Regions from separate parts of the Homo sapiens genome. Here region 2 is linked to region 1. Evidence: read pairs that join two places in POLR2A ChIA-PET (ENCODE). Cell type or tissue: HepG2. All regions are shown on one strand. Links, peaks and the distances in the headings refer to the core of each region. The heading gives the core; the rest is flanking DNA.

What was found. ChIA-PET counts read pairs that join two places held together with the same protein. Peaks named below come from ENCODE experiments on the same cell type or tissue, not always from the same donor. Only the 100,000 strongest peaks of a DNase experiment are listed, where the experiment ranks them.
Region 2: POLR2A ChIA-PET joins it to region 1 with 5 read pairs; 6 of 35 experiments call an interaction of 5 or more read pairs at or near these places.

The regions. Positions count from the first base shown.
Region 1 is chr1:204,374,010-204,382,337 of GRCh38, forward strand. It overlaps a transcript of PLEKHA6 not described here. Among named protein-coding and RNA genes, the nearest start is that of LINC00628, 8.5 kb to the left of the region's middle. In HepG2, for the core only: no CTCF peak of the experiment used is centred there; DNase peaks (open chromatin) are centred at 3,382 and 4,372; H3K4me3 peaks cover 3,077 bases.
Region 2 is chr1:204,291,786-204,300,113 of GRCh38, forward strand. The region is part of intron 1 of PLEKHA6 (pleckstrin homology domain containing A6); the gene reads right to left. Among named protein-coding and RNA genes, the nearest start is that of PLEKHA6, 64 kb to the right of the region's middle. RefSeq lists an enhancer at 3,543-4,434. In HepG2, for the core only: a CTCF peak has its summit at 4,797; DNase peaks (open chromatin) are centred at 2,786, 4,046 and 4,796; H3K4me3 peaks cover 1,324 bases.

The sequences.
Region 1 (8,328 bases), core at 175-8,174:
CCTGACTCTCCCCTCCTTGCACACTGTCCGCCCCCTCAGATTCCCATCTATCTCTACCCCACTGGATATCACAGACAACCCTATCACACCCTTGACATTCCACCACAGCCCTCAACTTCCTCTTCCCCTTGGCTTGGCACCATCTTGCACCCTTGTCAGCACCACTGTCTGGGACAACGCAGTCACAGGCTGTCTCCACTCCAGCACCGGGCTGATGGGGGAACTGGGCCTCGAAGAACTGGGGTCACTGCAAATCCAGTCTCCCAGCTTAGCTGAGCCCTGAGTGCCACCTAGAATCTTCTTCAAGGTCCCCAGTCAGTTGCCATCTGCAGAGTGCTCCAAGCCTTTCCGGCTAACCTCAGGTCCCAGGGCTGCCTCTGCTACCTAGCCCCTCTCCGGCACAGAGGATCTTATGTCTTAATGAAGAAAAAATAGAAAAGATTAGGTGGGAGCTTTCCCAGTATGCCCAATCACCTCACCACCAAAACTTACCCAGATTCTCACCCATCCTTTAATACTTGTCTTCCTCTGGAGAAGAGGTAGCCCTCTCTCCCCTTTAAGGCTAATCTCTCTGCCTGGGTTATCGTCCCCCTCCTCTTCCATCTTTTATAGAACCTCCTTCTGTTGAGCATCCCAGCCTTGCATCTTCACCTCCTCTCTCTTTATAGGGTCCATCCCTTTATCCTCCTCCTCTGTCTGTGTCTTCTATAGTCTAAACACGCTGCCTCCCACTCAATGCCATGTCCCCTGGCAGCTTCATGTCTCGCACTCCTCATTCCTGACCAAACATTCAACAGTAGTCACTCCTAGCTTTCCCCACTTTCTGGCCTTTCATTCACCAATCCACTGCAACCTGGTTTCTGTTCCCAGCTCTCTCCTGAAACCACTTTCCTAGACGTCATTAGAGGCCTCCCCCTCTCCTAAATCCACTAGGCATTTTTTAGCCTTTGGCCCGTTTGGCTTTTCTGCTGCATCCAATACTGTTGAATTCCTTCCTTTTTTCTTCTTAACATCCCTCTTCCTTGCCTTCTGGGGTGGCATTCTACCCTGGTCCTGGTGCTGCCCACCTCTGCAACCTCTCGGTCTTACTCTCCAGCCTGGCCTCTGTTCCTCTGTCCCTTCCTTGACACTGGTGCTGCCTGGGGTATACTCCTGTCTTTTCCCTCGCACTCTTCTGGGTCGTTCTACCCCCACACGATGACCCTTTTCCAGCCCAGGCCTCTCTCTTCAAACTCTATCCTGTATATCCAGTTGTCTGTTAGACAGCATCTCCTGAATGTCCCCCGGGAACCTCAACTGCAGTGTTTCCCCACTAACCCTGTACTCCCCCTAATATGCACTCCCCTTGCCATACTCCTGACCTCTGTCAACTCAAGCTGGAAATTCTAAGCTTCACCTCTGATTCCTCCCTTTGTCTCCCCTCCCCAGAATTCAAGCATTAGAAGAATATTCCTGATTTGGTTCCTGAAGATTTCTCCCATCTCTCCCTCCCCTTCACTTCTATTCTCACCATTTTAATTCGGGCCCCATCAGCTGTCTCCTGGACTTTTGCAATTGTTTCCTAACTGCTTTCCATACCTTAAGTTTCTCCTCCTGCCTCTCGCTCAGCCTCAAATCATCGCTCAGGAAGCTGCCAGAGACAAGGCTCTAAACACAGACTCGATGATGTCAAGTCCCAGTTTGAAATCTCCTTTGGCTTCCCATCACCTATAGGATGGAGTCCCGACCCCTTAGCTTAGCACATAAGGGCTCTCTCAAGCTGCCTCTTCCTACTTTTTCTCCTGGTCCTCTACAGTATTTCAGCAGCTCCACTCCGTCTCCACTGAACCTCTCCGAGTGCTCTAGGTTACCTGTTCCTCAGCCCCCACTGGTGCCTTTATTTCCCCAAGCCTCTACTTCCAAGGCTTCTTTCACTCTTGTCTCTCCTCCAGAATCAGCTCAAATGCTTCCTCCTCTGGGAAGCCCTCACTGAACTCCCTGGAGAGCATTAGTTCTTTCCTTCCCATAGCATCATGCAAATGCCTCAAGAATGTACCATATTATTTCCTAAGTATTGATTTATGTATTCTCCCTGTTAACTTAAAGTAAAAACCTATATCTTATTGTTTTTATCTCCAGTGCCTAGCACTGCAGCAAAGAGTGGATGCCCAATAAATGTTTGTAGAATGAAAGAGGAAAAGAATCTGGATGGCAAGTAAGAGATCAGGAAGAAAGAAGAGAATGAACCACTTCATCAGTATACCTGAGGGGCTCATGGAAATTCACATTCTAAGACCCTACCCCAGATCCTCTGAATAGGAATCTCCTGAGGTAGGGCTCAGGAATCCACCTTCTTAATAAGTTCCTTGGGTGATTCTTATAAACTCTAATGTCTCTAGCCACTGCAGTTTTAATATTGCAGAGGTTCTGTTATTTAAGAATCTGACTTAGGGTCAAGAACTTTAATGGAGTTAATTTCTAAGATAATATAATTACAACATCAATTATGATCATGGTGGTGATAATTACAGAACAAAGGCCTAAAGCAAATGTGGAAACTTAGAAACACCAAAGAGAAACTACTGCCTGCCTGAGCCCCTGCAAAGGCAGTTTGGTACCTGGGGAAGCAGTGCACTAAGTCAGCAGATGCGGGGCTGAGTCCCAGCTCTGATTAACACGTGGTTTTCTCTTAGACCGGTACTTCAATATCTCTGGACCTCAGTTCCCCATTTGACAAATGAAGGGGTTGTTTCTAAGATTCCTTGTAGCTCCGATGTTTTTAAGTGGCTATCTTGAGGAAGGAAAAGCTCGTCAAGTGTGGGTAACAGTCCAAGACGCTGTGCTTCTAGACTTGCTATATTTCTGGAAGATGTCTATCCTGGCAAAAGATGACTATAGTAGAAGCGAGCCAAAAGACAGCCAGCAGGGCCACTTTGTTATAATGAGATTATGCCAGAGCCACTTTGGCTTATGAAATTAATATAACAGTGCTAATATATTACTGAGAGTAGCAAAGGCGCGCTCTCTCTCAAGAATGCCAAACATACAGTGGGCATCGTCCCCCTCCCTCTTGACCACAGCCCCATAAAGAAGCAGGACAGGAGAGGAGAACTGCTGTCCTGGGCACGCTGAGTCTGGGGCGAGGGTTGCCAGGAACTGAGTGGTAGAGGCAGGATCTCCTGGTATGTTGTCACTTAGCCCAAGTCTTCCCATAGGAAAGTCTCGGGGAAAATGAAAGACCTACCTCTGGCCCTTTCAGGGAAGGAGCTGAAAAAACTCCAGGCTGGGCATTGGTCTAGTCATCCTCCTGGAGGCCTCGCATGTGACCAGGGAGAGGGAGAAAGGGCAGCACTCCCCTGCCCTGCCCAGCCTTTCCAAGCTGAGGGAATGCCAAGCCTTTGCTGGACTTTGACCCATTGAGGAAAAGGCGGGAGACACATTCAAACAGGCATGGTGATAAACTTATTAGTCATGCCCGCCCTTGTAGCCACCGCTTCACCCACCTTCTCCGGCCTGCCCCCAGCCCCGCCACTTTTCAAGTTGGGCAACTTAATGGAAAAAAATGAAATAAAAAGAAGAGCGAGACCAACATACTTGATGAAGAAGATTCTCCCACCGCCGTCAACTCCGTAGGCCCACCGGCCGGGCAGGTCCAGCCAGTCAATCTCATCGGCCATCTCGGTGTCCCTGCAGCCCCTCTCGCTCTCTGCGCCCCCAGGCGCCGGCTGGGCAGGGGGCTTGGTACCCGGGAACCCCCACTTGCTGCCCCCTTCCAGAGGCCGTGGTGGGGGAGGGGGTCCGGCCGGGCTGGCGGCGTCGCTCCCGGGTCCCTGGCAGTGTGGCTGGCCTCCCCACTGAAGACGCGCTGGCCTCAAGCCGGGCGGCAGGGAGCAGGCAAGCGCTTAACCCTGGCCGGCCGGGAGCCCCAGACACCACCTGCCTCCTCGTCGACTCGGGAGCTCCTCTTCGGACCGTTTCCTGAACTTTAATGACGGGCAATTAGCGCGGTGAGTAATTACGATGCCTCTCCTGCCGGGACTGTTAACGGGCAGCGCTGGGTCTCCGTTCCTCCTGGCTCTGCTGCCCTCCAGCCTGGCGGAGCCCGGAGAGCAGAAGCTGGAGCGGGGAGGATCCCTCCCCGAAGGGAGCAGGTTGCAGTGCGAGCAGGGGTGTTGCCTCTCCGCTCCCAGCTCCGATCTTGCACTTGAACCACCGGCGGGGCCGGGGGCGGAGCCGCGCCGCCGCCTCGGAAGGTAATTCACAGCCCCGAGAACTCGCCGGCAGCGCCAAGTCCCCCAGTCCAGGCGCACCGCGCAGAGAACCAGTTTGACTAAAAGAGCTTTGAATCAGGAACCTGGTGGACATGTCCAGCCACTGAACGGAAAAGGGGAAGTGATTAAACCTGGTTCTACTTGGTGGGAGGTTAGGAGAGGAACAAAGGTCAAAGGCACGGAAGCGTGGCGGGGCTGTGAGCAGCGAGGGGCCCGGGGAGCCTCTCCTAGCTCAGATGCCAGCCTGATTAGTCGAGCTAGTCCTTACCTTTCTTTCCCAGCACCTCCTCCAAGAAGTCTGCCATGACTAAGTAGAATCACAGGGAGACCTTAGAAATACTCAGAAACCAACAGCGTTTATGTCCCTCCATTCCATTCCCCCTAACTTGCACCAGAAATGGAAAAGGAAAAAGGAAGAAAAATGGAGAGAGAAGGGAATGTGTTATGTGTACAGAATGCAGACTGCAAGCATTTCATACTGGCATACCAAAAGCAGTATTGCTGGAGCCCACAGTTCTGCTATCTCAGGGTCTATATCAAAGTTAGCCAGCTTAGGCAACATAGCAAGACCCTGTCACTACAAATAATAATAATAATTAATTAGCTGGATCTGGTGGCACGAGCCTGTAGTCCCAGCAACTCAGAACACTGTCAGGAGGATCACTTTGAGCCGGGAGGTCGAGGCTGCGGTGACCTATGATCCTGCCAGTGTACTCCAGCCTGGGCAACAGAGCGAGACCCTGTCTCAAGAAAGAAAAAATGCTGAAGTCCATTTGGCTTTCCCAGCTTACTCCGGATCTGCCACTGGGGCTCCAGTTAGGTACATACAGTTCCAATCCATGTGCCAGGCCCAGGAGAATAATTAGACGATGAGAGAGACACCTGTGTTTAAAGGGAGCAATGTGTTCCATGACAGCTGGCAATTATCTGTTGGGCAAACATACGTTTTGTGAGCATTCCAGGAGACTTGATCCCCATTCCACATAGGTAATTCCTACTCATCCTTTCAGTGTCTACCCATGTGCCACCTCCTCCAGGAAGCCATTCCTGACACTACCCCGGAGAGATTTATATGTCCATCCTCCATGTGTCATGGCACCTGATGAATAACCCTATAGTAGCACTTATCACACTGTAATGCAATCCTTGATTTAGTCATCTGTCTCCTCCATTGGACTGTGTGCTCCTTGGGGCAGGAACTCCATCTTATCCATCTTTACAGCCCTGGCAGCTGCCTGCGGCACCAATTAACAATTTTTTTTTTTTTTTTTTGAGATGGAGTCTCGCTCTATCACCCAGGCTGGAGTGCAGTGGCATGATCTCGGCTCACTGCAACCTCCACCTCCCAAGTTCAAGTGATCCTCTCACCTCAGCCTCCTGAGTAGCTGGGGCTGCAGGCACTCACTACCATGCCTGGCTAATTTTTTTTGTATTTTCAGTAGAGACGGGGTTTCACCATGTTGGCCAGACTGGTCTCAAATTCCTGACCTAAAGTGATCTGATCCACCGGCCTCAGTTTCCCAAAGTGCTGGTATAACAGGCATGAGCCACTGCGCCCAGACCAATTAACATTTGATGAATGCTTGATATGGTCATAACTGAGAACTACTCTTAACTCTAACCACAATCCCGTACTTTTGGACTTTATTTAGAGGCACTCTCAATATAACCATCAGCAACATCAGGGTGTGTGTGGGGAGATCTTCCTGGGAAAAGAAACAGCCTGTGATCCTTCTCATAGATCCCAAATTCTCAACCTGGAGGGTTTAAAGTGTATACATCTGATAGATGGTAAAGCTAGGAGATGCCTCAGAGAACATTTAGTCCAATCCTCTTGTTTTGAATATGGCAAGTGAGGAACAGAGAAGGGAAAGGGGCTGGTCAAGGTCACTGAGAAGGGTGGTGGCTGAAAAGGATCTGCCCACCAGTGTCTCAGGCCAGAGCTGTTTTCATTACATCCTTCGCACTCCAACACTGGAAATGGACTCTGCCAACATCCTGGCTGCCAGATCTAAGTTAAGTCCATTCTCCAGAAGCAGAAGACACGCAGAAACCCATGATGTCCAAATTCTTTCTCTCTTCTCAGATCCTACAAATTTCTAGTAGAGAAAGCTTCATTTGACAATGAAGCAGAGCTGCACCTGGGAAGCACAGATGAAGGTCTAGGTGCCCCTTCGTTTCTGAATTGGAGAAAGTTGGCAGATCAAGGTAGCAGACTCTGCCAGGCTGCAGTCCCCTGTCACCAGCCATATGAAACACCTGTAGGACTCACGCCACTGACAAAGCACAGAGCCACCTGCCTAGCCCCTGAGATGGCCAAGAATATAAACGGCCAGAGTTGCTGCCAAGATGCCTCAAGGGAAAATACCAGCAATCAGTGCACTCCCAGTCCAACCTGAGCAACCAGTAAGGGCAGCTGCTTGTGCTGAACGTGGGCAGAAACAGGGGACAAGATGACATATATTTGAAAACATGTATTACACTACTGTCTTCTTCGAGCGCCTCTTGATCTATTTTTCCACGAGATTTTTGTCTTGTTTAATGTCTAATGTAGCCTGGGGTTCCTGGGGACATTTACCTAGATGAGAAAAGGCCAGTGGCTCAGATTTGTAAATGTTTATTACTCATTTGAAATAAGAAATCACGTTCGAAAATATTTCCCTAACTGTGGTCTAGTCTCGCTAGTGACTTTTTGCATGCTAGTTCTTGTTTATGATTAGTTATGATTAGTATTGATACTGCTAGTAACGACATTTTAGCAAAAGAGCTAAAGACATGTAGAAAAAGAGTAGAAAACCCAAATAAAAGCAGCTATTGGTTCAACAATTACCTAGAAGAGAGAAGGAGGGTTGATAGATTAAAATGAAAATCATACATGGCTGGCAACTAAGTCAGAAATTTAGCTGTCTGATTGCTTTTCCCCCCACAGCAAATTTTTTTATCCCTTTAAAAATGTTTATTTATTTATTTATTTGCTTAAAAACAGGATCTCATTTTGTCACCCAGGCTAAGGTGGTGCAGTGGCACAATCAGAGCTCACTGTGACCTTGAACTCCTGGACTCAAGCCAGCATCCCACCTCAGCCTCCCAAAATGCTGGGATTACAGGAGTGAGCAAGTGCGCCTGGCCTCTTTCATCTCTTTAAAAGGCAACCAAGCATTTGGAAAAAATATATCAGTAATATTTATAAATTATTCTGATTCTCTATTACATTCTGATGTCTTAATCACTTCAACATTACTATTTCTGGTTTGATATCTGTGGTAGGCTGAAAAACATCTCCTCAAAAGCTATCTGCATCAAATCCCTGGAATCTATTAATGTTCCCTTATTTGGAAAAAGGTCTTTGCAGATACAATTAAGAATCTTAAGATGAGAAAATCATCCTGGATTACTGGGGTGAGCACTAAATCGAATGACAAATGTCCTCGTAAGAGACACATAAGAAATGTAATAGAAGAGGTGGAAGTCATGTGACCATGAAAACAGAGATTGGAGTGATGTGGCCCCAAGTTAGGGAATGTTGGCAATCACCAAAAGTTAGAAGAGGCAAAGAGTACATTTTCCCCTAGAGCTTCCAGAGTGCAGCCCTGCCAATACCTGGATTTCATCCTGAACTGTGAGAGTATAAATTTCTATTGTTTTAAACCACCCAATTTGTAGTAATTTGTTACAGCAGACATGAGAAATTAATACAGTACCTACAAGAAAATCACAACTCAGTGAGGGCCAGGTGTGGTGGCTCACACCTGTAATCCCAGCACTTTGGGAGGCTGAGGCAGGTGGATAACTTGAGGTTGGGAGTTCAAGACCAGCCTGACCAACATGGTGAAACCCCATCTCTACTAAAAGTACAAAAATTATTTGGTGGTGCACGCGTGTAATCCTAGCTACTCGGGAGGCTGAGGCACGAGAATAGCTTGAATCCAGGAAGTGGAGGTTGCAGTGAGCCGAGATTGCGCCACTGCACTCCAGCCTGGGTGACAAAGTGAGACTCTGTCTCAAAAAAAAAAAAAAAAACCCTCAATGAGGACTGAAATAAATGTCCATTATTTTTACCTCTCCAGCATCTACTCTC
Region 2 (8,328 bases), core at 128-8,127, 82 kb before region 1:
GGGATTACAAAGAGGCAGGAAGAAACTGGGGAGTGATGGATATATGTTAATTATCTCAATTGTGTTTATGGTTTCACAAAATGCACCTAATTTTACCCTTTAAATATATACAATTTATCATATACCTCAATAAATCTATAAAAAAGAAAAGCCTTCAATTGAGACATTAAAACAACGACTGCTATTATTGGGCACACCCATTCTGTTTCACATGGTGATGGAATGAGGGTGGGAATGGGTATGGTTTCCTACTGACCTGCTTTAGTCTGACAGAAATGCTGGTTACAGGCAGAGATGAACATGTGTCCTGAATCCGCCTTTACTCTTCTCATGGATTTAGATCAAATAATGTAGCAGACCTGAATACGGTCTTCATCAAAATAAAGGATTATTTGTTCTATGACAGAAGGGAAAATATCAAATAAAATCCTTTACGGTTCACAAAGCACTGTCATCATTATCTCATTTGGTTCTTTTATGGTCTTATGAGGTGGGCAGAAAAGTGTTAGTACCACCCTCATTTTACAAAACAAAATCCCTGAAGCTGGAAGTGTTGGCTGAGATAACCCACCTCATATACCTGAGGCAAGGCTAACCTCGGGGTCTGTTAACCTCAGTCCGAAGCTCTTTCCTCAGGGCCACAAGGAGCTGCCCCGACCTGGCTGATGCCCACCTATGTCCCTCACCCGGGCACTATGTCCCTCACCCTGGCTGATACCCACCTGTGTCCCTCACCCTGGCTGACGCCCACCTATGTCCCTCACCCTGGCTGATGCCCACCTGTGTCCCTCGCCCTGGCTGATGCCCCCCATTTCCCTCACCCTGGCTGACGCCTACCTGTGTCTCTTGCCCTGGCTTGGTCTTTGTGGTGCTCACCCAGCACTGGGTGGATGCTCCTGGAGCATGCCAGTGGCAGCACCTGAGAGGCTCCTGGGATGGATGGAAACAGGGTCAGGACAGGTCAACTAAGGGGAGCACTGCAAGACAGGGAAGACTGATAGAAATGAGGGATGCAAAGTCTAATTAGATCACACATTTGATGTGAAGAGGGGGAATAAAAAACAACCAAATGCCACTCCCAAGGCGGAAGTCTGGAGGTTGTGGAAGCAGCTGGAAGCTGTTAGTGTTAGAGAGCTCCCGGCCAGACACACGGCTGCGTTCCAGGCCTCTGTACCCCTCCCCTCCCGCCTCTTCTCTGTACCCTAACCTTCCTCCTCCTGGCATGGAGCCCCACCTCTCTCCCCCAACTTGTTCTGAGGGTGGGATGACTGGGAGAGGGAGCAAGCCCACACTGTGGGAGTGGGGGAGGGAGCACAAAGTTTAAGGGGCATCCAAAAACTCAGTAATCAGACTTTTTTTTTTTCTTTGAGATGGAGTCTTGCTCTGTCACCCAGGCTGCAGTGCAGTGGCGCGATCTTGGCTCATTGCAACCTCTGCCTCCCAAGTTCAAGCGATTATCCTGCCTCAGCCTCCCAAGTAGCTGGGACTACAGGCATGTGCCACCACACCCAGTTAATTTTTGTATTTTCAGTAGAGATACGGTTTCACCATGCTGGCCAGGCTGATCTCGAACTCCTGGCCTCAGGTGATCCGCCCGCCTTGGCCTCCCAAAGTGCTGGGATTACAAGCATGAGCCACTGCACCCGGCCAATCAAGACTTATTTTAACGCGATATTTTTGAAATAAAAATTAACATTAAAAACCCATGATGAATGAAATACCAACATTTCAAATAAAGACAGGACCAGTATCACTGGAATTTCCCTTTTGCCTCAGCCTCCAATTTGGCTTAAAGTGGCACTGTTTTAGATCCTGTCTTTATTTCGAATGTTACTATTTTGTTCTTCATGAAATGTTTGCATTGATTTTGATTTTAAAATTATTGCATTGAAATGTTATTTATCTTGACTACCGAGTTTTTTGGCACCCATTTGGCAAAATGTAAGACATTTTGTACCTAAGGGGAGTGTATTAATCGCCTTACTCTAGTCAGCCCTGCTCAGGGATGAGGAAAGACGGGACAAGGCTCAGGAAGTCCCAGAGAGGATCCTGTGCTCTTTAAGAAAACTTCAATGCATGAACATGGAGAAAGGCTGAGGGACTTTCCAGACTGAGAGGAAAGAGACATGATCCTGAATTGGATTCTAATGACATTATTAGGACAACTGGTGAAATTTCAATATGGACTGTATATTAGATAATAGAATTGTATCGATGTTATTAAGTTTCCTGAGTCTGTTAATTGTACTGTGGTTATGCAAGAGAATGTCCTTGTTTTTAAAAGGAAAAAGAGAAGATGAAGAAAGAGTGGCCAGAGCGTGACAGCTGCTTGACAGCTGCATTAAGCCAAACACCCTTCTCTCTCTCCAGCCTGTCTCTCCTCCAATTCCAGGCCATCCCAGGAGGATACGGAGGAAGTGGTGATGGCAGAAAATCTTGTCCAGAAGATAGGGTACTGGAGGGCTGGTTGGACATTTCTTCTTGAAATAAGAATTAACCTTGAATTCCCAAATTACCCTTCACCCTCCCAGGAAAACTTGACAACTAGCACAGAAAGAAAAAGGAAATTAACACCTATCCAAGTCATGATGCTAGCGAATTCTCTGCTTAACCCCCAGAGATAGGTATTGCTGTCCTGCTGTTGCGGAGGAAGAACCTGAGAGGTCAGGTTATTAGCCCAAGGCTACACAGTTAGGAAGTGAGAGAACTGGGATTAGAGCCCAGGACACAGCCCAAAGCCAGCTTTCTTCCCACTTTATGTTAGTTGTGCAACTTGAAATTCCCTTCTCATGCATCATCCTACCAGCTAATCCTTTCGTTTATTTTTATTGAGTTGAATCCGCATTAGCCTTGAGATTTTTGGCTCTGGAGTCAGACTGCCCCAGTTCCAATCCCGGCTCCACCAGTTACTACCTAAGGGACTCTGGGTGAGAAACTTAACCTCTCTGTGCTTTCATTCCCCCATCTGTGAAAACGGGATAATATACGGACCTTCTTCATGGGTTCGTCACAGGAGTAAATAAGATTATACCCACAAAAAATTTATGAAAGGTTCTGGCACTTAGTAAATGTTCAATAAATGCTAATAATCATTATTATCTGTCTGCATCTGCCTTGGGCTATTTATCCTTAGGAGACAGTGGCTCAATTTTGATTATAAAACCCCTCACCACTTTGACACCTACAGATGGATGCTTAATAATTTGTTCCTAAAGAAGTTATCCATCAAGATAGTACCCTCTCCCCTGTACTTAGGAGCCAGAACAATTAACACCTGAGAATCTCAAATGTGAGGGAGGTCTGTTCCTAGTGTAATTTGAACTGGGAGGTGGGCTTTTGTGTGTGTGTCATGGTTGAAAGCAGTCCATTCTAAGGGTCAACATTACTGGACAGAAATAATTGACTAAGAAGACCCAGTTCTAGGCCAGGCGCATTGGCTCATGCCCATAATCCCAGCACTTTGGGAGGCCAAGGTGGGTGGATTTCCTGAGGTCTGGAGTTCAAGTACAGCCTGGCCAACATAATGAAACCCTGTTTCTACTAAAAATACAAAAAGTAACCAGGTGTGGTGGCACACGCCTGTAGTCCCAGCTACTCGGGAGGCTGAGGCAAGAGGATCGCTTGAATCCGGGAGGCGGAGGTTGCAGTGAGCTGAGGTCATGCTATTGCACTCTAGCCTGGGTGACAGAGGGAGATGCCATCTCAAAAAAAAAAAAACAAACAACAAAAAAAAAATTCTAGTGCTTATGCTGCTATCCAGCTGCATAAGGTGTGTAGCAAGTCCTTGTTCTCTTGGGGCCCACTAGACCTGAGAAAGGGAATCTCATTGCCCCTAGAGCAAATTATAGGACAAAAGAGCTGCTCATCCTGAGCACCTTCGGTTCTTCAGGGAAGCGCTCCTTCCAAAGGCTGCCTGCTCATCTGAAACCCTCACCCCATTTTAGAGGCTTAGATTCAGCTGGGGAGGACCCACAGCCCGAGAAGGAAAACAAACCAACAGATTATGCTTCTAGGTGGCCACAGCAGGCCAAGCCAAGGGCAGGGTGGCCAAAGGTCAAGCAGCAGTCAGACTGAGCCAACACGAGCCTCCTGTGACAAAGCCAGAGCCAGAGCAGGGCAATTTTCTAACTATAAACGGAAACTCAAGAAGCTCCAAACCGCACAAACACACGTGGGAAGATGAGGGTAAGGCACAGAAGCTACGGGGTGCACGCACACAGAGGAAGGGGCTTCATGACGTGCAGGCAGGGGACCAAGGAAGGGCATATGTGTCAGTGTCGTGGATGCAGCAACAGATCTGGGTTTCTGGGGTCCTGGAGCTTATACAATTTGTGGTGGGAGGGGCGTGGTCCTCATTAAGGAAAAGACTATAGGTACAAATTTGTGTGTTAGATATGGCCTTGGAAGGGGCCAGTGCAAGTGCATCCTCCTCCCCATGTGGATTTCTGAACACTGGTGCACACTCACATGCGTGTGTTTCGTGGCCTCCTGGTTCCCGTCTCAGCACTATTTCTCTTTCCTCTCACACAGTGCTTTGCCTGATTTTTTTTTTTAATGGTAGAGAGCATGAATTAAAGCCCCCACATCTTGGAATTCAATTCCTCTCCAACACATGTGATGGGCATTTAGATTTTGCATGCCTTCCCCTACCCTCCTCCAATGCCCTGCACCATCATCACTATCTACCAGAGCAGAGTCCCTCCCCACTCCCCTACTCGCTTTGCTGTGGGTAGCCCCACCTTCCCCAAAGGGCATTGCAGCGGCCCTCTAAGCTGCCAGAAGGGTGAAACCACAGCTCCCCCCAGCTGCCTGGCCCCTTGCATTCCAGCCCTGCACCCAGAGTTTGACCTTCTCTGTGGCTGGCTGCAGACGTGCTCTGTGTTACAGAAATAGTCCAGCTCCTGAGCCCCTCCAGGCCTCCCTCTGCTTCACTCAGAGACACCCCCACCTCACTGGCTCCAAAAGAGTCAGGCAGGATCAGAGAGAAGTGCTCCGTTCTCCAGCCTCCTCCCACACACTACTCAGAGCAGAGAGTGGGGCCTGCCTGTTCCCCTCCTTCTCCTTCCAGCCTCAGTACTCTGTGTCTGCAGAGAGCGTGGACGGAAATGAGAGGTTTGAGGCATCGCAGAGTGAAGGGGAGCAGAAAGAAAAAGCCTGCAGTACCATGGAAAGCTTATGCAATTTGACCTGAAGAAAGGAGTTCAGATTTAGGAACATGGCTATTACCACCATAACCAGAGAGCCACCGTACCCATCCCTGCAGATTTCTTTTTTTAAACTACCAGCTCCATGGAGAGAGAAAGGAAAAGAATTTAGTGACAACAGTAGAGATAAAATCCGAATCAGATGGAGAAAGTCACTAACTAACATATCCTTCTTCCTAGAAAGAAAAATCTCCTGGCTCTAACATTTGTCTTTGATGTGACATTTAACTCCTAAACACTACCTTCTGGTAGGAAAATACATGGATACATGGAGTGTCTAAATGTAAATTTCTCTTGTTGGAAAGTCTCAAGACAAAGACTAATCCTCGTCCCCCTTTAAGTTTTCTCTTTCCAACAAGAAATTCTACTGGGTGTAAGGCACTGGGCCTTAGCACATGGCTACAAAGGACAAGGTCGCTGTCCTGGGGGAGTTGATATCAGGCAGTCTTTTCTCCTGTTCACCTGGGGTAGAACTGTTTGGTTCCCCAGTTGGTCAGAGAGAAAAGGAAGGATGGCTGGGAAGTCACAATGCCTGGATTAGAATCCTGACTCTACTCCATACTAGCAATGGGACTTTGGACAAGTTATTCAATCTCTCTATGCCTCAGTTTCCTCATCGGCAACAGGGGGGGTGGGTAACAGTTTCTACTTCATAGGATTTATTGTGAGGATTAAGTGACTTAATTCACATAAAATGCCTAAAACGATGCCTGTTACACGTTCGTGGTTATCATTGTCTCAACCCCCCAGCTTGTGGAACCACCAGAAACATCGGAACTGAAATTCAGTCCCCTCTACATTGCTAACTATGAGCTGTTTCTTATCAGAGATCCAAAAGGATTTAGGGTTCTTTGCAGGTTTTGGTTGCCCAACCTCCACAAGGTCCATCAATGTGAGTGATAGAGGGAAGACGGCATCTTGATCTAGGACCCCTTTGCTGTCCTCCCCCTACTCCTCATATCTCTCCCCATTGACTTGCCTGAACCTCCACACCTTTCTCATGGTTCACAATTGGCTCTGGTCCCATGGAGCCAGTAGTTGGAAAAGAAGAATCTAGAGGAGTGCTCTTGGGCATTTCCACAAGTAGTCAGACATGTGTCTCTTCTCCTCAGGGGTTCACTTCGATGAAGAGCAGCAGCCAGTCAAAAATGCTTCCAAATCCCATAGAGCCTGGCCCAAGCCCTTGTCTTCTCATGCAAAAATAGTTTCATATTCACTAATTCAATCCTAACCTAAGCAAGATGGTGGGCCTGAGTCTTCCTTGTGAGCCCCAGATGGAATGAGGGACAATGGATGGATTCAGTTACATCATGAAAGACTGAATTTAGAAACAATGAGCTTTCCAACAGTGAGACTTTTCAATGTTGACTCCCTAGTGTCAAATGGAACAATCAAACCATTTATGAAAGACTTTACTAAAAGGGTAGAGTGGTACCTGAGGAGGGGTCGGGGACTGAATGGCCTTCAAGGTCCAGGTTCCGGGTCTTTTCTGCACATGGAGAATGGCAATGACACACAGCCATGCCCCAGGTTCCATCAGTCAGACTACCCTGCTCCTTGCTAGGCCTTGCCCGTCCTCATGCCAGGCAGGAGAAGAGCCAAGCGAGAGGAGTTGGGGTGTGTAAACTCTCTAGGCCAGACTCCCCTAGGCTTGGAGGTCCAAGAAGGGCTAATGTGCAACAGAAAGTACTAACCCATTTCTAGAAACTGGCCCCATCCCTAGATCCATGGTTAAGGAAATAACCATGTGCCTAAACCCTACCCACTCTTGTGGTTACATGGGGTAGCCACCTGATCTCAGCTCAGCCAAAATCCCTCCCCAGGGATGGGAACAGAGATGGAGAGAAAAAAGAGGCCAGCCCTTCTCCAGGCAATTCTATTGGTGATGTGCACAGGAAGGAGCTGCTTTTCCATCTTTTCTTTCCTATAGACTGACCAGGAAGCTGAAAGTCCTCTCTGCAATGAGAGAAGTGAATGAGCCAGCACACAGAGAGGGGCAAAGACCATATCTGTGGCATTCAGCTTCTTGCTTCTAGTCCATTCTTGTGATCCAGCCATTTCTTTGACCTTGAGTTCTGAGAGACACCCCAGCTCCCTTATAATTAAATCCCCTCTGGGGCTTCAGCTGCTTTGAGTAGTCAGTAACTTGTACCCAGAAGTCACAAATTAATCCCAGAGGAAGGGACAAGATAATTTCCAGAGGACCCAAAGTCTCCATCTAGACTTTGCACACATGGTTGGTATGAGGAAGAAAAGGAAAGCAAACAGGAGGAAGAAGGGAAAGCACTGGGAATTTTGTCTAAAGACAGCAGAAAAGGGTGCTGGGAGGCTGTCACCAGCCTAGACACCAGGCCATCTGAGAGGACAGGAAGAAAGAGGAGGGTCAGAGAAAGCAGGTGAGCTTCCTACTGCCCAGTGCAGAAGAGCCCCTGGGATGTTTAAGAGGGAGCTGGCAACAGAAGTGGGGTGTGTCATATAGGTGAGCTAAGGTCCATAGGGAAGGTGGCAGGGGAGGACTGCTGACCGAAGGACTCAGGGAGCTCTGAGCCGGCAGCCAGCAAGCTGACACAGCTTTGAGACATTTTCCCAGAGGACAGCCATTATTGAGGGGAGAAAACATCTCGCATTCTTTCTCCTGCACTTTCCAAAGCAACGTGGGTCTTCTACTGTCTTAGGGCCTCACAGTTCTCTCAGGCTAAGAGGTTTAACCTGCCCCCTCATGTCTTCTTTAGAAAGGCCTACTTCCCTGGCACCAATTCCATGAGCTAATGTCCCCTTTAAGAATATTTTTTGCCCCATCTGTTCTCTAGTTGGCTGGAGCAGATGTTCTTTGTTCCTGTGGAAACTAACCTACCACCCTTCCTAATGGGTGTCTCCCTAGTGAAGCACAGGCCACTCCCCTGCCAGAGCAGCCGGCCCTTCTACTGCTTGGAGTTCACTGATGGCAGGCTCCTCACCACAGAGGAACACCATGGACACATGTGCCTGAATATTAAGAGTCCAGATCTTGCCTGACCTAGAGATGACCCAGAAATGGCAGCCGCCATCTGACAGTACTTAGAAGATAGAAGAGGGAGGTTATCTATGCCATTGCCCAGACAACAGACCAGGGTCCATCTTTCCA